Regions from separate parts of the Homo sapiens genome. Here region 1 is linked to region 2. The links are chromatin loops, found by intact Hi-C in ENCODE. Cell type or tissue: GM12878. All regions are shown on one strand.

Region 1 (4,000 bases), 78 kb before region 2:
TATTATTGAGAAAAAGCTAATATTGCCATTATGAGGGACTTAGGTGGCTCTGAAGAAACAGTTGTATTTCTGATGTTTGCAATGTTAAATCACAGATATTGCCAACGTGAAATAGTTTCCGTATGCTGTGTTCTCAATACACACCTTTTCCAAAGATATCCCAAGCTGTAGTCTTAGGAAACTGTGATTTTTCTTATTTGGTCTCATAGGAATTTGGGGAGCTATGCGGGATCTCCATAAAATGAGCTCCAGAAAGACACATGTGTGCGCGCGCACACACACACTCACACATGTACCACACCACACTTGACTCTGTTTATTTGGGACCCATGATTATCAGAAGTGCTATTTTCAACAAACACTTCTGAGAAATAATCTGAACACTTAATTGGATGCAAAAGAGTGGGTATTTACTATTCTACCCTTTAATTAGCATAATCAGTGTTTCCAGCAGCAAAAGCAATTGGAAAATCGCTAGTTTTATTAGGTTCATTATTCTCCCTTAGCGTAGTGTGGCATCAGCATGGTTATTATTCTTAAATTGCCTCTTTAAAACAAGGGCTGGTGCTTCTTACAGGCAATTCCTAACTCTTGGGTTTTGTAGAGAGTCCAAAACTCTTTAGAACCTATAATTCAAGGAAAGGCTCCACTTTGGTTTTACATTTTGTCTGGTCTCTTTGGGTGACAGAATTTATGTCACAAGGCGCACGTGTTTGGGGGAGGCTCATGGACAGCCCATCGTGCTTGTGCTTTGGTAGGAAGTACGTGCAGTTAAGGGGAAGGAGTTAGTTACTCACCTAGGGAACAATTGGGTAGAAAGAGATGTACTCCCTGTATTTGAAATTCAGAACTCAAGCTTGGCTCTAAGTGTTTCCTTGCTTTGCTGTGCTCCAGGGGAGTCACTGAGCAGAAGGAAGCGAGTTGCCTGAGATTCTTCAAAGCCTGCAGCCCTTTTGGAGGTTACATTTTTATTCTCAGAGCCTTTACGATGCATAATAAAGACCTAGCTTGGACCAATAATTGGATGAGTTATCTTGCTATTAACATTCTTTTAGGAAGAAGTTGCTGGTCCCATCTTGCTCACAATCCTCCAAAGTTTGAAAGTTATTTTCCAGGAGACTTAGCTTGCACTGAGAGCTGCCCTCCCACCCTCTCTCCAAATTTCCTCTTGGGAGTAGCCTAACAAGGTGCTGTCACAGACCCTTGCCAGCCACGATGACCCCACCCAGACCATCCCTCTGCTGTTTCACTCTTTGATACTCTCTGGAGCTCTCTGGGGAGGGGTGAGACCTGCCGTCTGGTTTGTATGGTTTGCCCAGGTCTGGCAGTCATGGCTGGCTGCCTCTCTCTGAGAACTGAGACTCCTGAACTTGGTGAAATACCTCAGTCATCGATCGTGTTGAATTATCGGGGACAGTCATTTAAAATCCGAGCCTGTTCCAGATGGACTCTCTCTGTTTCTGCCCTGAACGTGAGAGAAGCCCTGCTGGACGGTGGAGATGCTCGTGGGTTGTGAGCAAGGGATGGAAAGGCTGCCGGGAATCCCATCTTTCCAGCATCATCTGCCAAGGCACATCAGTTCCTGGGTATCTTGATGGGTTCTGGCAGCATTACTGTCATTGAAGGAAAAATTTTAGCCATATTAAAGGTGAATGCAGCAATCCCCACACAGGCTGCCTGGAAGGGAGGCGGGACAAGGGTAGGTTTTCCCTGTGACGGACAGGAGGCAGGCGGCCCTCCCACAGCCCTGGTGGCAATGCAGATGTGTCCCCAAAGGTACTGGGGGCCAGCTGGAGTGCTGTGCCGAGGCGGGCTCACCCGGGCCGTGGGTTCGCTCTGATTGCAGCGGTTTCCCACCAGCTCTTTGGAGAGCTGGCAGATGGCCCAGCCCCACCGCAGGAGCCACGAATGGCAGAACAAGATACAACAATTTGATATCCACTTGCCAGACGAGCCGGGTGTCGTCAGTCGCCTGGCTCTGTGCCCAACCTCTTTTTGCATAAACACTTATGAGTTCAGCCAGGAGGAAAAGCACTCTGATTATGAATTGAGCAGAAGGAAACAAAGTTTTGCAGATAAACACCAATGAGACAAAAAACCACGAATAAGAAAAATGACAGAAAAGGAGAACCTTCCCAGAAGCCTCCTGCCAGTGAACGGCCACCAGAGCAAGAGCATGGAGGCCCTGGGTTTTGAACTGTGAGATAAGGAAGATGATGAAAACCTCCCTAGCAGCCAGACAAGCACAAGATTCCTGTGAAATCCAGGTCTAAGTGTTTTGACCACAGAAGTAATATTATGTCATAGGTGAGAGCTGTGAGTTGCTGAACCCAAAGTGAGTTCAAATCCGGGTTCTGCCTCCTGCAACCTGTGTGACTTTGAGAAGTTCCAGCACCGCTTTCTGCCTCAGTTTTCTCATCTGTTAAATGGGCATAATCACAGCTCCCGCCTCAGAGTTGTTGTAAATTAATACATGTAAAGCACTGAAATCAGCCTGGTATACAGTAAGTGTTATGAACGTTATTTTCTTGGAAGGACAGAACTTATTTTCATGGTCTAAGCCTGAAAATCTAAAAAATGTGAGAGAAGAGGAAAGAATCTAGAGTGTCACCATGAGGGGGAAAAGTCCACTTGAAGCAGGACAGGGTCATTGACAATTTCCTGTGATTCTACAGCTGCCTTGTACACTATGGTAGCTCCTAGCCACTTGTTGTTTAGATTTTGTGATTTAGAAATGAATTAAGGCTGGGTGTGGTGGCTCATGCCTGTAATCCCAGCACTTTGGGAGGCTAAGGTGGGCAGAACACCTGAGGTCAGCAGTTCAAGATCAGCCTGGCCAACATGGTGAAATCCCGTCTCTACAAAAATACAAAAATTAGCCAGGCATGATGGCGGGTTCTTGTAATCCCAGGTACTCAGGAGGCTGAGGCAGGAGAATTGCTTGAATCTGGGAGATGGAGGTTGCAGTGAGACGAGATTGTGCCACTGCACTCCAGCCTGGGGGATAGAGTGAGACTCTGTCTCAAAAAAAAAAAAATTAGTTAAAATAAGAGAAAATTGAAAATTCAGCTCTTCATTCTCACCAGCCACATTTCAAGGGCTCAACAGCCCATGTGGGTGGCTAGCAGCTCCCCTGTTGGACAGTGCAGAGTAGAGCAAGTCCGCCATTGCAGAATGTTTGATTGGACCGTGACTGAATAGTCTATTGCAGTGGTCCCCATTTTTTTTTTTAGCACCAAGGACCAGTTTCCATGGATTTGTTGGGGGGAAGTTTCGGGATGATTCAGGTACATTACATTTATTGTGTACTTTATTTCTATTGTTATGAAAATTATAATATATAATGAAATCATTATACAACTCACCATAATGTAGAATCAGTGGGAGCCCTGAGCTTGTTTTCCTGCAACTAGATAATCCCATCTCAGGGTGGTGGGAGACAGTGACAGATCATCAGGCATTAGATTCTCATAAGGAGCACACAACCTAGATCCCTTCCACATGCAGTTCACAATAGGGTTGGTGCTCCTATTAGAATCTAATGCCACTGCTGCTCTGACAGGAGACAGAGCTTAGGTGGTAACACTAGCCAGGGGGATCAGCTGTAAATACAGATGAAGCTTCACTCGCTAGCCTGCTGCTCACCTCCTTCTGTGCAGCCCAGTTCCTAACAGGCCACAGACCACTACTGGTCCATGGTCTGGGGGCTGGGGACCTCTGGTCTATTGGATAACCCTGGCTTTGAGCATTCTGATCAGCCAAAGAAGCGCTGAGATGATTTGGCCTCCATTAGTAAGAATGATGGACTTTTTTTTTTTTTTTTTTTTTTTGAGACAGAGTTTCACTCTTGTTGCCCAGGCTGGAGTGCAGTGGCACCATCTCGGCTCACTGCAACCTCCGCTTCCCAGGTTCAAGCGATTCTCATGCCTCAGCCTCCCAAGTAGCTGGAATTACAGGTGCCTGCCACCATGCCTGGCTAAGTTTTGTATTTTTAGTACAG
Region 2 (4,000 bases):
TCACCCAAGCTGGAGTGCAGTGGCATGATCTCGGCTCACTGCAACCTCCGCCTCCCGGGTTCAAGTGATTCTCCTGCCTCAGCCTTCCACGTAGCTGGGACTACAGGAATGCACCACCACACCTAGCTAATTTTTGTATTTTTAGTAGAGATGGGGTTTCACCACATTGGCCAGGCTGGTCTCGAACTGCTGACCTCAGGTGATCCACCCGCCTTGGCCTCCCAAAGTGCTATGATTACAGGCATGAGCCACCGCGCCCAGCCTAAATATTTTTTTAATTATAGAAAATTTCGAATATATGAAAAGCAGAGAGACTCGTTCAATGCATGCTGTGTACATATCATTCAGCTCCAGTAAGGACAACAACCAACTCATGGGTATTGGGTTTCATCTACGTCTCCATGGGCTCTTTGCAGTAGCAGTACCTTGGCTCTTGAGGAAGAAAACTCAGACATCCTTTATTCCAAGGGAGAGACTTAAACATTTTAAACATAGCAGCATCTGTGAATGAGATTCTTGTGGCAGGAGTGAATGAAGAGGAGAATCCTTTCCAGGGTGTTGCATTTGGAACACTTGTGTTCCCTTGGGACAGCGACCCTGCACTTGGGAGAGCCTGAGCACCTGCTATTTGCCACCATTCTTTGCTTTTTTGTGGAGGTAGTGACCCACCCCACCCTGCCACCAGGAGACAGTTCCTTTTTACCCAGAGGATAATCTCAGAAATTAGCACTGCACTGCAGGTTTGCGGAGATGATGTTCTGAAAGGTTGAATGGTTAGGAACCGGCTGACTCAGCCAGCAGCTGTGGAACTCTGGTACGAATCGAGAGCCCCAAAGCAATAAAAAAGTACTTTTCGACTTGCCGTATCTGCACGTTATCAGCAAGCGAGAGCGCTCTCTGTGACACGCCAGAACTTTGATATCTTGCCTTATCAAATTTTCACACCACCTTTCCAAGAGTAATAAAAAAGGATCTGAGTATGGATGGGCTTTCTTGGAAGACGGGCTCTCTGGGGGAGGTGGTGGTTTTTTCACCACTCATATCTTGACAAAGGATTTATTCTCTGTTATTGAATCTGAGGATGCAGCATTGATGACAGTATCACCTGGAAAGATAAGCTGCCCTCCTCTTCAAGGTCACCAGACTTAGCTCCTCCTGTTAGAGTCTCACCTGCTTTGTAAGTCATGGAATCTAACAACACATCCTAGGGAAGTGGGCAGCTGTGTGCACAGACCATCACCCAGGGGTGGCTCATGTTATGCTCCATTTCAACATGGAGAAAAAGGAGGCACAGGGATGTGAAGGGACAAAGCAAAAACGTAAAAATCACTCTAAAAATTCTAACCCCCTTCAGCCCCCATCCTAGCTGTTGTTTGCACCCTAAGGGGTTATTGAGCCACCTCTGGCTGGCGTCCTGTTTCTGTGCTTCCTCTTCATGCAGCAGTCAGGGTATGTCACTCAGGTGCTCAGACGCCACCAGTGGCTCCCGTCTCACTCTTTTTTTTTTTTTTTCTGAGATAACGTCTCACTCTGTTGCCCAGGCTGGAGTGCAGTGGCACAATCATAGCTCACTGCAGCCTCAAACGCCTAAGCTCAAGCAATCCTCCCATCTTGGTCTCCTGACTTGCTGGGACTATAAGCGAGTGCCGCCATGCTCAACTTATTTATTTTATTTTCCTTTTGTTTTGTTGAGACAGTCTTGCTATATTGCCTAGGCTGATCTGGAATGCCTGGCTTCAGGGGGTCCTCCTACTTCTGCCCCTCAAAGTGCTGGGATTACAGGCATGAGCCACTGCACCCAGTCTGGTCTTCTTCAGTGTCCACCCAGCTGGGACTGCAAACCACCCCTCGCCCCCCTGTTCTCCTTCCTTGCTTTACTTTCCCCGCTTAGCACTTATAACTAATAACAAACTAATTAACATATATATGTAATGTGTTAATGTATAGTTATATATGTGTATATACACATTACTATATATTAATTAGCTGTAACTATATAGTAACACATTACATAATGATATGTTAATATGTTTATGTATTTAAAAATAGATTTAAATATATAGATTAAAATATATGTGTGTATATATATATTTTTGGGACAGGTCTTATTCTATCATTGAAGCGCAGTGTTGCGGTCATAGCTCACTGTAACCTTGACCTCCTGGGCTCAGGTGATCCTCCCTTCTCAGTCTCCCAAGTGGCTCGGATTATAGGTGCGTGCCACCACATCTGGCTAATTTTTTGTAAAGATAGGTTTTCACTATGTTGCCCAGGCTGGTCTCAAACTCCTGGGACTCAATCCTCCTGTCTTGGCCTCCCAAAGTGTTAGGTGGCCACTGTGCCTGGCTGACGTGTGTTAATATATTGACTTGTTTTCCTTGTTTGTCATCTGTCTCCAACTATACCACAGGCTCCATGAGACCTGTGATTTTTGTCTTTTTGGCTCACTGCTGTATTCTTAGTGCATGAAGCCATACCCAACACATGGTAGGTGCTTAATAACCATTTCTTGAGTAAGCTAACGACTAGTTTTAAGGCTAGAATGATAATACCTGCCTTGAAAGATTCCCAATTCACATTGAAATCTGTGATGAACTTTGGAGTTTCAGATGTGAGAGGGGAAGGTTCTTGAGCTTTTCTGCTGTCCAAGAAGGATCAGAGGTTGGCTCTGTTATTTTCCAGGGTTGATACAGGGATAGGGGCTGCAGCCATGCTCCCTCCAACCCAGGATGAAACAAGGGTGGGTGGAGGGGTGCAGAGAGCCTCCCTCAGGGTGCCGTTATTCCAGGGCAGCTGGGTTTGCCTGGCATCCTGCAATGGGGCACAATGAAGCTGCTGTCATCCTTCTGGGTCTACATTTCATCTCCCCTTTGTGCTTCACATGAGCAGAACCTTTGGTTGTAGCGTCAGCCACGGAATTTAAAAACACATGTCAAACCAGATACTCCAGACTTCACCTCTCTTCTAGAATTTAACTCTTGGCCAGATGTGGGAGCCCTGGGGACTGGGTGTACCTGCAGCAGGATAAGTGGAGCCGCATAAGGTATCTCCCTGGGAGCCTCTTCTTTGAGGAGTTCTGAATCTAGTTTTCAGCTGCGTTCCCAGTGGGGTGAGCTTTTAGCTTTTCAGTAATGTCAAAGTCAGACCGGATGTTGCCTTGAAGGAGGTTTAGATGTTTCTGTAAGTTTGTTTCCCTTGTAATTTATTAGTTTCTTTTTGACTGTGCAATATTTCAAACATATAGAAAAGGATTGGCTGGGTGTGATGGCTCATGCCTATTATCCCAGCACTTTGAGAGGTGAAGGCAGGAGGATCCCCTGAGGCCTGGAGTTCAGGACCAGCCTAGGCAACAAAGCAAGACCCCATCTCTTAAAAAATTTTTTAAAATGAGCAGAAAATAAGAAAAGACCCCACCCTCCCAATTAGCAACATAATTGTGCAGTATTTGCTTCAGACCTTTTTGGGTTTCTTAAGAAACATCATCACAGATACAGCTAAACCACTGCTCTCCATCACATCTCCCTATTTCCTTACCTCCCCCCTTGGAGAACCACTGCCCACAGCTCCTTCCTGCACACCTCTGTCTCAGGGCATGAGTGCCGCACAGGGTTAACCCTCTGACAGTGGCTTCTAGGAAGGGTCTGGAGTTAGGAACCACATCTGGGACACTGGACCCCAGAAGGAGTTCATGCTTTGCCTCTTGGCATATGGTAAGACATGTGCTGTTTGCTGTAGAGGCAGATGTTAATTTCACCTCCCGTCATAGCCAAGAAGCTATATGGAGCTGTATGGAGACACCTCTGGAGAAGCCCGTCCTGCTCAGAATGATCCGTGTTCTCTGTGCTCTCTCTCCCCTCCCTGCCCCTTGCACAGATGGACTGTGGCAGGTGTATTTGAACTCAGCCTTCACAGTGCAGGCTTGTCCCAGGGCCTCTGTTCAAGTATTACCTTGTAGTAGGTGGCGTAATGCCCTTCTCCCCTGACGATGTCCATATCCTAA

What was found. Hi-C counts contacts between places; a loop is a spot of excess contacts. Peaks named below come from ENCODE experiments on the same cell type or tissue, not always from the same donor. Only the 100,000 strongest peaks of a DNase experiment are listed, where the experiment ranks them.
Region 1: a loop joins it to region 2, with 2.0 times the contacts of the local background. A loop is called at or near these places in 1 of 110 quality-filtered maps.

Annotation. Positions count from the first base shown.
Region 1 is chr16:5,115,630-5,119,629 of GRCh38, forward strand. LOC107984828 (a long non-coding RNA gene) reads left to right here. Exons shown (of 2, transcript XR_001752066.1): 2 at 895-2,499. It also overlaps the pseudogene ENPP7P14. Among named protein-coding and RNA genes, the nearest start is that of EEF2KMT, 20 kb to the left of the region's middle. In GM12878, no CTCF peak of the experiment used is centred here; a DNase peak (open chromatin) is centred at 1,972.
Region 2 is chr16:5,193,236-5,197,235 of GRCh38, forward strand. No RefSeq gene overlaps it. Among named protein-coding and RNA genes, the nearest start is that of LINC02164, 26 kb to the right of the region's middle. In GM12878, no CTCF peak of the experiment used is centred here; no DNase peak of the experiment used is centred here.